Regions from separate parts of the Homo sapiens genome. Here regions 1 and 2 are each linked to region 3. Evidence: chromatin contacts called from ENCODE Hi-C or POLR2A ChIA-PET data. All regions are on one chromosome and are shown on one strand. The core of a region is the stretch at or near the end of the contact, and the rest is flanking DNA. Distances in the headings are between cores, read along the strand shown.

Region 1 (4,435 bases), core at 1,843-4,342, 1.4 Mb before region 3:
CACTCTTCTGGCGTCCCTTTCCCCAGGTATTCTATTCGCTTACTGCTCTATCTTCCCTGCCAGTCCACTCCCTCCTCTTTCCAGCCTGTGCCTTAGACAAGGACCCCAAACAAGGATCACCTGGGAAACTCCAAAAAACAGATTCCTAGTCATAATCCCAATTTTACCAAAAAAGAAGCGTTTGGAAACCCCTTAGATCGACAAGCAGCATCCAAAGACACCAAAAACTTAGGCTCATCAAGTATTAACTTCCTGCCTCAGCCTCCCAAGTAGCTGAGATTACAGGTATGTGCTAGCATCCTACTTATTGTTCACTCTGATAGAATTTTTTTTTCTTTGAGATGAAGTTTTGCTCTTGTCGCCCAGGCTGGAGTGCAATGGCATGATCTTGGCTCACTGAAACCTCTGCCTCCCAGGTTCAAGCAATTCTCCTTGCTCAGCCTCCCGAGTAGCTGGGATTACAGGCTACTTTTTGCAAGGCTAATTTTTGTATTTTTAGTAGAGACGGGGTTTCACAATGTTAGCCAGGCTGGTCTCGAACTCCTGACCTCAGGTGATCCACCCGCCTTGGTCTCCCAAAGTGCTGGGATTACAGGCGTGAGCCACCGCACCCAGTCTAGGTCAAGTTTTTCATCTCTTTCCTTTCCAAGGAGTTAAAGCTGAATTTCAAATTTTACAGTGAAATACACAATTCTAATTTTCTTTCTTTCTTTTTTTTTTTTTTGAGATGCAGTTTTGCTCCTGTTGCCCAGGCTGGAATGCAGTGGCACAATCTTGGCTCATCGCAACCTCTGCCTCCCAGGTTCAAGTGATTCTCCTGCCTCGGCCTCCCAAGTAGCTCGGATTACAGGCACACACCACCATGCCCAGCTAATTTTTGTATTATTATTATTTTTTTCTTAGTAGAGATGGGGTTTTTCCATGTTGGTCAGGCTGGTCTCTATCTCCCGACCTCAGGTGATCCGCCCATCTCGGCCTCCCAAAGTGCTGGGATCACAAGCATGAGCCACTGCACCGGGCCCACAATTCTAATTTTCAAATATATCTTCCTCCTGGAGGAGTGATATTCCAGTTTTGGGTGCAATCCTGATGTAGAGCCCAACTGTCCTGTGAAGAGAGTCAGCTGTTAAAAGGAAACCAAAAAATCAAGGTAGCTCTAGCTGTCCAATTTTACAAGTTTTCAACAGACTTGATGAGGGGTGAGCTAAAGGCGGTCAATGCTTTATTGTCTGTAACTCACTGGCACTGGCATTTCTAGAGTTGCTCACGTTCCCCCTTTTGGTGACTCACAGCACTTCAACATGTTGCCACAGCCAAGGAAAAAAGGAAATCAAGTCAGACAATGGAGGAATCACAGGATTTCCCTCTTCACATCCCCAGGTAGATGAGGTCATTCAATGAGTGTGTTTCCAAGGCTCCACAAATTCCCACACCCTCACCAGTGTTTAAACCTGAATGTTTTATCTGATAACTTTTTCTAATTTCACCAAGTAAGCTTATATATGTCTTAACTGTGAACTCCTGATAAGCACAAATTTTGTCTTGTGATAATTTATTTTTTTCTTTTTTGAGACAGGGTCTCACTCTGTCACCCAGGCTGGAGTGCAGTGATGCGATCTCAGCTCACTGCAATCTCCACTTCGTGGGCTCAAGTGATCCTCCAACCTCAAACTCCCCAGTAGCTGGGATTACAGACACGCGCCACCCCGCCCGTTTAACTTTTTTGTATTTTTAGTAGAGACGGGGTTTCACCATGTTGGCCAGGCTGATCTCGAACTCCTGACCTCAGGTGATCCGCCTGCCTCGGCCTCCCAAAGTGCTGGGATTACAGGAGTGAGCCACTGCACCGGCCAGCGTTTCTTTCTTCAATCACACTCCACCTTGTCTGGTTTGTAGCGCCATCAACAAAACACAGTACGTAAGGATGGACAGCCACAGGCCACGACAACCGGCTCATCAGAAGCGATTTTTTTTTTTTTTTTTTTTTTTTTTAGATGGAGTCTTGCTCTGTCGCCCAGGCTGGAGTGCAATGGCGTGATCTCGGCTCACTGCAACCTCTGCCTCCCGGGTTCAAGCGATTCTCCTGCCTCAGCCTCCTAAGTAGCTGGAGCTACAGGCTCACGTTACCATGCCCGGCTGATTTTTGTATTTTTAGTAGAGACGGGGTTTCACTATGTTGGCCAGGCTGGTCTCGGACTCCTGACCTCAAGCAATCCGCCCGCCCTGGCCTCCCAAAGTGCTGGAATTACAGGCGTGAGCCACCGACCCGGCCCAGACGCGATTTAAATGGCATGACACAGGCAGGCCTCGTGCAAAGACTGCAAGGAGGTCCCGGCAGCTTTTGCAGGGCAATTAATCCACCCAGAGCACTGCGCTCAGAAAGTAATAGGTAAACCCGCGTCCGGACTAACCGGCTGCCCCCACACTTGATCCCTCCCAGTCCGACTCTGCTCCAGGGCGTACCAGGGTTCACTCGTGAAGTCACGACACCCACTCAAGGGGCACTTCCTATAGAGATAAGGGCATTAGAGGAAGGGCAGAGCCCCGGTCAATGCCAACAGCCCGGGAAACAGCCAAGCCGGGCTCCAATCTCTGCCGGCATCCCCTGTCTGCACCGCCGACGCCCCCAGCTACGACCCCGGGGGTCACCTCGCCCAGCATAGCCGTGACGCTGGGAGAGGGTGGGCCCAACGGGGACGCCAAAGAGAGCCATTCAGGCCTCCCCGCGCCCCCGGGGAGACGACTTCTGGAGAGCGGCGTCCGCGGTTTCGCCCTCCCCTGACAGCCCCTCCACGCCCTTCTTCGTCCTTCTGCCCGGCCTCACCCAGCTTCCGGCCGCCCCCGGCCGGGTCTCCCCTCAGACCGGCGCAGGGGACCCAAAGGGCTGTGGCCCGGCCAAGCCCAGGTCCGAAGGCCTGGACCGAGGCAGGGCCCGCGAAGGACGCAGCGCGGTCCGAGAAGCCGGGCGGAAGGAAGGCCCCGGGAGGGCGCGGACAGCTCACCTGCCGCAGGTCGCTGTCGCCTGTCCGCCAGCCTCCAGTCAGCGTGCCCGTCAGCGACTCCCTCAGGCGCCGCAGTCCCTGCAGCCCAGCGGACTGGCGCGAGGCCGGCGCAACGTGGGCACGCAGCGCGGGGCGGGGCCTAGAGATGACACGCCCCTTGTAGCTGACACGCCCTTGCCGGGGGCGGGAAGCGGAGTATGTGGCTTTCCCCAGGTCTCTGGAGGTTGCAGGCTCAGGCTCTGCTCAGCGGGGTAAGTAGGCGTGCTTCGGCAGGAACACTAGTGTTCACAAGAGCCGAGGTGTGTGAGGGTGCCTCAGGGTTGAGCACTTTTCTTCCCCAGTGTGGTTTAATCCTTGTACATCCACTCAGTGATGTAAGAAATAGGGTTGTCAACCGTGGCACCACCCACTTGGTCACTTGCCAATGCAATCTGCGAAACTGAGTCTCAACTCTGACACCTCGGTTACCAGTCTTGTATCTGATCTCCCTGTTGCATTATTCGCATTCTTCAAACAGCGGCCAGAATGACAGAATGATTTTTCTTTTTTTGAGACCGAGTTTTGCTCGTCGCCCAGGCTGGAGTGCAATGACGTGATCTCGGCTCACTGCAACCCCCTTCTCCCGGGTTCAAGCGATTCTCCTGCCTTAACCTCCCGAATAGCTGGGATTACAAGCGCCTGCCACCACGCCCGGCTAATTTTTGTATTTTTAGTAGAGACGGGGGTTTCACCATGTTGGCCAGGCTGGTCTCGAACTCCTGAGCTCAGGTGATCCACCCGCCTCGGCCTCCCAAATCACTGCAATTACAGGCCACCGCACCCAGCCCAGAGTCATTTTTTAGTTTTACTGAACACAAAGAAATTACTGAAATCGTGGGCCGGGTGTGGTGGCTCATGTCTGTAATCCCAGCACTTTGGGAGCCTGAGGCGGGAAGATCACTTGAGGTCAGCAGTTCGAGACCAGCCTGGCCAGCATGTTGAAACCCCGTCTCTACCAAAAATACAAAAAAATTTTAGCCGGGCATGGTGGCTCCTGCCTGTAATCCCAGCTACTCAGGAAACTGAGGCAGGAGAATCACTTGAACCCAAGAGGCGGAAGTTGCAGTGAGCCAAGATCGCACCACCACTGCACTCCAGCCTGGGCCACAGAGCAAGACTCCACCTTGAAAACAAAAAACAAAAACAAAAAAAAACTGAAATCAGTGCAAGTAGCAGCAACTTCAGAAGTGAGTTAGGGCTGGGCACGGTGGCTCCCACCTGTACTCCCAGCACTTTGGGAGGCTGAGGTGGGTGGATCACTTTAAGTCAGGAGTTCGAGACCTGCCTGGTCAACCTGGTGAAACCCCGTCTCTACTAAAAAATACAAAAATTAGCCGGGCTTGGTGGCACATGCTTGTAATCCCAGCTACTCGGGAGGCTGAGGCAGGAGAATC
Region 2 (4,170 bases), core at 368-2,867, 1.1 Mb after region 3:
GCACCGCGTGGGCCCGTGGAGTCCCCTCAGAGCCCACTCAAGAGTGTGGGAACAGGAGCCTTCACCTGGGCCCGCGATTCCCAGGCTGGAGCCGGAACGGCGAAGGGGAGGTGAGAGTGCAGCAGGCAGAGCGGGGCGGGAGGGAGGGTATGGAGGCAGCGGAGCTGTTGCTTCCTGCGCGGTTGGGAACTGTCTGGCCTGTTTTCTAGCATGCAAATAGGGTGACGGGCACAGCTCATGCAGTGCTGGGACAGACATGTCCACCCAGCTTCCTGCACGTGGTGGGTACCCGAGGGATGACAGCCCCCACGTGACTGATTATTAATATCACCTGTAAGTGTTTGGGCTGAAAAGATGACACCGTTGACCTCTGAGGTTCCGTCAAACCTCAATGCCTCCTGCCCACCAGTTCCGGGAGACAGGCATGAGGGGGACCGCAGTCATTTTAACCAGCGCTGCACGGGGCAGCCCTGTGTTTCCAAGAAACGACCTCCAGCCTCAACCTCATCCCTTCGCTCCTTTCCCGCTCCAGCTCCGAGAGTGGAGCCAAGGGGGAAGCCGGGACATGCACTTGTCCCCAAGAGTGGGCCACAAGTCGGGACGTGCGCTCGGACCAAAACGCAGCGTCCTGCCTCCCGGTCTGGTCAGAGCCACTCCGCAGGGGAGGCCAAAGCCCCTGCCCCACCGTGGGCACCGCCCTCCTCCAAGACAGGCGCCGAGGTGCGGCTGGCCCAGAGGTTGCCACCTGGACAAAACCCAGAGCTCGGCACCCAACTGCCACCTCCCCTGCCGGAGGGAAGGAGCAGCAGGGCCCTCCCAGGGACGCCCCAGTGGGCTAGGCTGCTCCCAAACCTGCCTTCCACACCGCCGCCAGGAAGCCCTCCCAGCCCAGAGCCTCTCCTCCCTCAACTCACAGCTGGAACTGGGGGCCAGGGGACAGGCTCCCTGCCAAGGAGACCCGAGGGTGTGTGTGCGGGGGAAGGGGAGGCGCTTCTCGGTTCCCGTAGCCCCCTCCTGCCCCTCGGAGAATTCCGTCCCCACCCCGTCCCTGCTTCCAGGTCACGAGAACAGGAAAAACGGAGTAAGGGCTGCGGAAAGGGACTGAAATTAGACCCGGGGAGGAGGTAGGGGTAGAGGCGACCGGCGGTGACCTCTCAAGGTCCCTCTCCGGCGCCGCCGGCCCCTCCTCCGCCCGCAGGTGGGCGCGCCCTGCCCGGTGACGTCACCCCAACCTGAGGCCGGCGGGGGAGGGGCCGGCGAGGATGAGAGTGAGTGAGGTCGGGGGGCGAGAAGCAGGGGGCAGGGGGTAGGGGGCAGGGGGCTGGTAGGGGCCTGAAGGTCGCGAGGCAGGGGCGGGAGCGGGGGCCCGGGCAGGGACCACTCACCCAGGACGCGACCCGGAGCAGGGTCTGGGGCCGCCGCGCAAAGCTCACGGGGTCCAGGGCGGCCCCTGCGCGGCCCGCGCCGAAGGAGGCGCCCTCCATGGCCGGCCCGGGCGGGACGCGCGCCCCTGGCGCCTTCTGTCCGCCTGTCCGTCCGGCCGGCCCCGCCCGAGGCCGCTGCCGCTGCCGCTGATGCTGATGCTGATGCTACCAACGCTGCAGCCGCTGCCGCCTCCCGGGAGCGCGCGCCGGCCGCGGCGGGGACGCGCGGGACGGGGCGGGGCCGCGCCCGCGCCCCCCACTGGGTCCATGCGCGCGGGGCCGGGTCCCTCCTCTCCCTCCGCCGCGCCCACCTCCCATCCCCCACCCTCACCTGCCTGCCCCGGTCCCGAGATGGAGACCATCCTCAGGAACCCACCAGCCAGGTCCCCGGGGGCAGGGTGGGGCTCGGGTGCTGGGCGCAGACTTTGCTAGAGCCGGGAGGACAGACAGGAGGAGTCCGCTCCTCTGGGAAGGGCACTTGGGTGAGGGAGTAAAGGGGTAGGAGGTCCACGGGCTGCAGCATCTTCCCCCAACCCACGGGAGAGGGGACCGGCTCCCTGGCCCTGGTCCCAAGAAGACCAGATGGATAACTGGGGTCTTTCTCATGGCCCCCCACTGTGCTCTAGCTGCTATCACAGCTTCTAGCCTCTGGCGGGGAGGATCTGGTGGGAAGAAAGGCGTTGGCCCCAGGAGCACCTGTTGAGGGAGGGGACAGAGCCACCGTGGCCAGCGCCGCTGGGAGTGTTGGTTTCGGTGTCTCCGCTCCTTGCCCGTGGCCAGGTGGTGGTGCTCCCAATGCCCTCCCTACTCCTGGGTCTCCCCAGCGTACTTGCGGCGCCTAGTCTGGAATGGAGGGCAGGGAGCGGCATCAGAGACTAGGAGTCGGGTGGGGGTGGTGCCTGGCTGCCCTGTGTCCCGCTGAGTCCCCTCCACAGACCCCAGCCTTGGGTGCAACAAGGTCCCTCTCCTCATGTTCCTAGCAGGCTGGAAGTTCAGATGACTCCTAGGTTTCTGTCTAGAGCACTGAGATGTCTGCACTGACATTTACAGCGCCAAGCGCTTGACCTGTGTAGTGGCGGAGACTGTTACCACCCTGTACTTCAGATAATAAGCAACCCAGGTCCCTGCTACACGAGCCGGGTGCACAGATGGTGCTGCGTGGCCCAGCCCCCCTGGAGCTCATTCTTCAGCCTTGCTGGGCACAGGTGGGCAGAGCAGGTGTTGCCAGAGGCGCTACTCACTGTGTTCCAAGTCCATCACACTGTGCGTCCGATCACAACCCCTCTCACCTGTTGGCCACAGACCTCCCCTCTGTGTCATTCATTCTCTACTTCATCACTAACATCAGCACCCAGACATGCTGCACTTTCTCCTAAAAGCCAAACACTGTTGACCCCACCTCCCCTCCAGCTGCCTTACGTTACTGCTTCCTTTAGCAGCAAACTCTGCCTGCAACACCCTCCTCTCTCTCCCTCTGACCCGGCAGAATCAGCTCCCACCGCCACCTAAACTCAAGGTTGCCACTGACCTCTCCGTGCCAATCCCAAGGGCAAGTCTGATGCTGCTGTCGACTCATTTATTTCTTTAGTTATTTATTTATTTTTTGAGTTACAGTCGCACTCTGTTACCCAGGCTGGAGTGCAGTGGCGCAATCTTGGCTCACTGCAAGCTTTGCCTCAGGGGCTCAAGTGATTCTCCTACCTCAGCCACTGGAGTAGCTGGGATTCCAGGTGTGCCACCGCACCCAGCTAATTTTTTTTTTTTTTTTTTTTGTATTTTTAGTAGAGACGGGGTTTCGCCATGTTGACCAGGCTGGTCTCGAACTCCTGACTTCAAGTGATCTGCCCACCTTGGTTTCCCAAAGTGCTGGGATTACAGGCGTGAGCCACTATGCCCCTCCTGGAGGTCCTCCTCCCTCATGGGTCCTTCCTCTGTGACCTGTGAGCCTTAGGAGCCCAGGGCGCGATCCTGGGGAGGTCTCTCCCTCTGTGCTAACTCCTTTGGTCTGCGTGTCAACAGCTCTGGAACACCAGCTCAAGCCAGAACTTTTCCTTGCACTAGAGTTCCACTGGCCTGGATGCCTTCAAAAACAGACTCTGGCCTGGCGCAGTGGCTCACGCTTGTAATCTCAGCACCTTGGGAAGCTGAGGTGGGTGGTTCATGAGGTCAGGAGTTCAAGACCAGCCTGGCCAACACAGTGAAACCCTGTCTCTACTAAAAATACAAAAATTAGCAGGGGGTGGTGGTGGGCGCCTGTGATCCCAGCTGCTCGGGAGGCTGAGGCAGGAGAAATTGCTTGAACCCGGGAGATGGAGGTTGCAGTGAGCCGAGACTGCTCCACTGCACTCCAGCCTGGGCGACAGAGCTAGACTCTGTCTCAGAAAAACAAAACAACAACAAAAAGAAAAACAGATTCTAAGGCAAAGTGAAGTTTTATTCAGGAGTGAAACTTTAAGGAAGACAGGGAAAAAGGGAAGGCGGTGGGGGGGGCAGGGGGGCAGGGGAGGGACAGCAGATACAGGCGGTATGTTCCTAAGCTGAACACAGCCTTCCCAGAGGGCCCAGCTGCTTCCTGAGGCACTCACAGGCCTCGGGAAAGGCCAGAGAGAAGCGCGCTGTGTCTGGGCGAGGAAGGGACACCTCCTCTCCTGGCTGCCCCCCATCTCCCCTCTCTTATTTGTGCCACCTGGCCCCTCTGGGCAGCCTCTACAGAAGCCAGCAGCCGCACGGGGCCAATCTGGTGGGG
Region 3 (4,536 bases), core at 397-2,896:
ATATGAGAACCACTAGAGATAGCCCCAAACTGAAAACTGCCCACGGGCTACCCATAGCAGAATGAATAACTGATGTAATGAGGAAAATCATTCAGCAACGAGAGGGAAAGAACGCTCGATGGCATGGAGTCCCAGCTGTAGTCCCAGCTCCTTGGTAGACCGAGATGGGAGGATCACTTTAACCCAGGAGTTTGAGTCCAGCCTGGGAGATATGGCAAGACCTTGTCTCTAATAAAATAAAATAAGTGGAATTGGGAAAATTACAATTTTAAAAGAAACAAAAATTTTTAGTAGAGATGGGGTTTCACCATGTTGTCCAGGCTAGTCTTGAACTCCTGACCTCAGGTGATTAAAGAGGCTGAGTGCGGTGGCTCATGCCTGTAATCCCAGCACTTTGGGAGGCCAAGGCAGGTGGATCACCTGAGTTCAGGAGTTCAAGACTAGCCTGGCCAAAATGATGAAACCCCATCTCTACAAAAAAAAAAAAAAAAAAAAAAATGAACCGGGCATGATGAGACAGGCCCCACGCCTCTCGCTTCCGAGACTGTAATGGCTGCCTGGTCCCGCCAAGGCCACACCCGCTCCGGCGCTACAGCACCCCGCCCCGCCCCGGACACGCCCCCTCCGTCCCTACAGAACCCCGCCCCGCCCCTTGGCCTTCAGGCCCACTTCCCTGGGGGCGGGGTTTTCTGGCCCCGCCCCTGAACAAACTATGGAGTGGGAGGAGCCCGCGACTGGGAGAGCGAGGCGCGGGACGCGGGGAATGCAGAGCAGACCAAGGAGAAAGACCGTCGTACGAAGGGAGCACTAGACAACTGAAGTAGGAACAGGATGAGCTCAGGTGTTAAGTGCAGGAAAACAAAGACCCGTCAGATGAGCCAGTCAGGAGGGTCCTGGCCCCAACGGACCGAGGGGTCTAGGCCGGGGGAACGGCCAACACCTGAGAGGTGGTCCTGGCTCCCCGGGGGCTCAGAACGCTCAGGAAGGCACCAGCTGCAGCCAAGGGCACAACCCAAGAAGGCACCTTAAGCACAGGGATGGAATTAGTTTGGGGCCAAACGCTGTTGGTTAGGTCACTTCCCTCCCGGGGAGCCCTTGCTTCGTCATCGGTAAAGTTGGGACAAAAGCCACCTGGCAGGACTTGGGAGGACTTTAGGTGACCGTGTAGATGGAGCAAACTCTGCCCCATCACATCCTCCTCTTCCATTTTTTCCTAGCACCGTCGCTGCTCCTTTGCCCTAGAATGTAAGCCCCTGAGAGCAGGGCCTCATTCCTTCAGTTTCTCTCTGTGTCCTTAGCCCCTGCTTTGTAACAGTGCCTGGCACACAGGAGGCCATTGCAAAGAGTAGTCACGTGAATGAAAAGCCTAGCAAAGAAGCCAGCACACTGTGGGCATTTAAAAATGGCAGCTCTTAGCCCAAAGGAAAGACGGGCAGACCTGCAAGGGGCACCAGGCCAGTCTTGATTTGGGAGGTGGTTACACTCTCACACAGGCTGGGATTGAAATCTGGATTTCTCACTTTGTCTTCATGTCACTGGCCCCGCCCTCTTCCCATCCCGCTCCCAAACTGGGAGCTTAAGGGTTAACTCTAGGAAGCCCCTCATCACCTGGATGGGATGGGACTGGGGCAAGGAACTTCCTGTTCCATTTTCCCAGAGCCCTTCCCCAGGCTGGCGGAGGCTGGCTTTGGCCCTGGAGTCCTCAGAAAACCCCCCAGCATCTCTGCCTGTGTAGTGGGGACTCCGAGTGGTGAGTTGGAGGGAGGTCGGGGTGCAGGCTGCCAGGACGGGTGCTAGGAGCTCGCAGCAGCTTGGAGAGAGCAGGGGAGGCTCCAGGCCTTGGTGCTGGGGTGGGGGCTGGAAGAGTCTTGGGAGGATGTAGAGGGTCTGCTGGGGAGCCTCGTGCCAGCCAGCTTGGTGGACCTGTCGCGATGGGGGCGTTGGGGACGAGGGAGATCGCAGAACTTCCTGTGACATTGAAGAAGGCTGGCTTCACGTGCTCCCAGGTGGACTGATGGGCCTTGTCCACTCAGCCCAGCACGCGGAGGGAGGCCCCTCCAACAAACAACAAATCAGGCAGCTGCCAACTGTGTCCAGGGAGAAAGGGAGTGTTCCCGGCTGAGGACCCCACCTTTGCCGCCTTCCCCAACTCTGGGCTCTCAGGTGACCTGGGTGGGTCTCGTGGCAGCACCTCCACCCCGGGCTCCAAATTAAGCTGCTCAAATGTTGGATGGTGGCTGTAGAGCCTCTGCCTGCCTCCCTACCCAGCCCACCCCCAACAGAGGTGCATATTAACAGAGCTTTTGTCCTGGAGATCTGGGGGGAGGGAGAGATTCTCTGAAGCCAACTTGTCTCGAATTCCACCTCTTTGAAACCTTTTGGAGAGATCTCACCTGGAGATTCCGGCCTCCCTGTGTGGCTTGCCCTGAGAGCTGAAATTTGGAATCTTCATTTTTTTTCTGTTTCATGCTGTGATATTTCGGCTAAGGCTAGGAAAATGGCACAGAGCAGGATGGAGATCAGTTCCTTTTCTGTTTCAGAGCTTTGGCACTGTGTTCTAGACCTACACTCTCAGCCTAAAGCAAACCTTGGCTCCACCTGGTGTGACCCTGAGCATGTCACCAAGTGCAAAGCTTGGTCTTTGCACTTGGCAAAGGGAGAAGTGATTGTTTCGTGCGTGGGCTGGACTGGGATGAAATGAGCTTAATCGCCAGACACTCAGTACCTGCCCGCTGCTCCTGCACGGCAATGGATGAGCAGTGATTAGTTTTCTTGTTATTTTGTGCATGCTACTAAAAACCAGTGAAACGTAATCCCATTTTCTTCCCCCTCCCCCACTCTTTTTTTTTCTTTTCTTTTCTTTTCTTTCTTTCTTTCTTTTTTTTTTTTTTTTTTTTGAGACAGGGTCTTCGCCTTTTATCCAGGCTGGTGTGCAGTGGCGCGAACATGGCTCACTGCAGCTTTGACCCCCCAGGTTCAAGCAATCCTTCTGCCTTGGCCACCCAAAATGCTGGGATTATAAGCATGAGCCACCGCATCCGGCCTCACAACACCATTTTTCTGATCATTTATCACAGACTTTTTCTGTCCTAGACGTTGTTACATGCTTTCCTTCGAGATGGCCAGAATCACTGCCATTCCCTAATTTCTGCTAACAGACACTGAAGCAACTTCAAGTGCTGGATGAACACTCATTGAACTAGACACAGCTCCTACTCCCAGGCCAGGCAGAGAAATACGCTCATCTGTGATTGAGGCACTCCATCGCCCTAGTGGGGAGAGATGGGGTGGGAGGATGGGGGCTGCCTGGAGTGGATGCCAGAGGGCAGGAAAGCGTAGTTCCGGCTCGGGGGTGGTTACACTCTCACACATGCAGGGGTTGAAATCTGGATTTCTCACTTTGTCTTCGCTTATCTGGCCCCACCCTGTCCCCATCCACCTCCCAAACTGGGAGCTTGAGGGTTAACGCTAGGAAGCCCCTCAACACCTGGATGGGATGGGACTGGGGCAGGGAACTTCCCGTTCCATTTTGTCAGAGTCCTTCCCCAGGTGGCTGAGGTTGGGAGATGCAGGGGAGCCGGGGTAGGGGTGAGGGGCTTGGAAGATACTGTGTGTTGCAGGGAGGTTGGGAGAGATGGGTCATGTTCTAGAATCACCTCCCCTCCTTCTCAGCGGCTAAGCTTAAAATCCCCCATTCTGTACCACAACACCACCCCACCTGAGGAGGTTCAGGGAACCCTCAGGCTCATATTAAGGGGGTACAGCAAACTGTCCAAGGCTCTCAACTAGGCCATCGTTACCAGGGAGAGGCTGCCCAAGGCTGAGTTACTTTTTTTTTTTTTTGAGACAGATTCTCATTCTGTTGCCCAAGCTGGAGTGTAGTGATGCAATCTCAGCTCACTGCAACCTCTGCCTCCTGGGTTCAAGAGATTCTCCTGCCTCAGTCTCCCGAACAGCTGGGACCACAGATGCATGCCACCATGCCCGGATAATTTTTTTTTTTTTTTTTTTGAGGCAGAGTCTAATTCTGTCGCCCAGGCTGGAGTGCAGTGGCACGATCTCGTCTCACTGCAACCTCCGCCTCCCAGGTTCAAGCAATTCTCCTCTCTCAGCCTCCTGAGTAGCTGGGACTACAGGCGCATGCCATCACGTCCGGCTAATTTTTGTAATTTTAGTAGAGACAAGGGTTTCACCATATTGATCAGGCTGGTCTCGAACTCCTGACCTCAGGTGATCCATCCACCTCGGCCACCCACACTGCTGGGATTACAGGCCTGAGCCACTGCACTCGGCCACTGGGTTACCTTTTTGCTGAGCCTTAGTGTCCTCGGCTGTAGAATGGGTCAGTGATGGGCCCAACAGAACTGTGAGTCACTGTTTGCTGCGGTGCTTGGTGTTGTAATCAGCAGCAATGAGAACAGTAATAGCTCGTGCTCATGGATGCCTACTGTGTGCCAGCCACTGCATGCTGGACAGTGCCCTGTGCCATTCAGGTGAGTGGAGTGGTGCTTCAGGCTTTCTTCACATCCCCCTACC

What was found. A loop is a pair of places that touch in the nucleus more often than their neighbours do. ChIA-PET counts read pairs that join two places held with the same protein, here RNA polymerase II (POLR2A). Pooled maps may share reads with other maps.
Region 1: a pooled map shows a loop between it and region 3 (3-fold over the local background). The contact joins the promoter of HMOX2 here to the promoter of ZSCAN10 in region 3. A Hi-C loop is called at or near these places in 2 of 50 pooled maps. POLR2A ChIA-PET finds 5 or more read pairs at or near these places in 2 of 52 experiments (GM12878 and naive thymus-derived CD8-positive, alpha-beta T cell).
Region 2: a map with no recorded cell type shows a loop between it and region 3 (8-fold over the local background). The contact joins the promoter of SYNGR3 here to the promoter of ZSCAN10 in region 3. A Hi-C loop is called at or near these places in 1 of 37 single-sample maps with no recorded cell type and 2 of 50 pooled maps.

Annotation. Positions count from the first base shown.
Region 1 is chr16:4,475,055-4,479,489 of GRCh38, reverse strand. HMOX2 (heme oxygenase 2) reads right to left here and starts at 3,092. Exons shown (of 6, transcript NM_002134.4): 1 at 3,003-3,092. LOC124903636 (a long non-coding RNA gene) reads left to right here. Exons shown (of 3, transcript XR_007064964.1): 3 at 1-226. It also overlaps a transcript of NMRAL1 not described here. RefSeq lists an enhancer at 2,795-3,296.
Region 2 is chr16:1,987,417-1,991,586 of GRCh38, reverse strand. It overlaps SYNGR3 (synaptogyrin 3), which reads right to left and starts at 1,617. Exons shown (of 4, transcript NM_004209.6): 1 at 1,386-1,617. The coding sequence starts at 1,484. It overlaps GFER (growth factor, augmenter of liver regeneration), which reads right to left. Exons shown (of 3, transcript NM_005262.3): 3 at 3,838-4,170. RefSeq lists silencers at 78-157, 1,198-1,317, 1,398-1,487 and an enhancer at 2,080-2,659.
Region 3 is chr16:3,096,404-3,100,939 of GRCh38, reverse strand. ZSCAN10 (zinc finger and SCAN domain containing 10) reads left to right here and starts at 1,646. Exons shown (of 6, transcript NM_032805.3): 1 at 1,646-1,750. RefSeq lists a silencer at 624-683 and an enhancer at 844-893.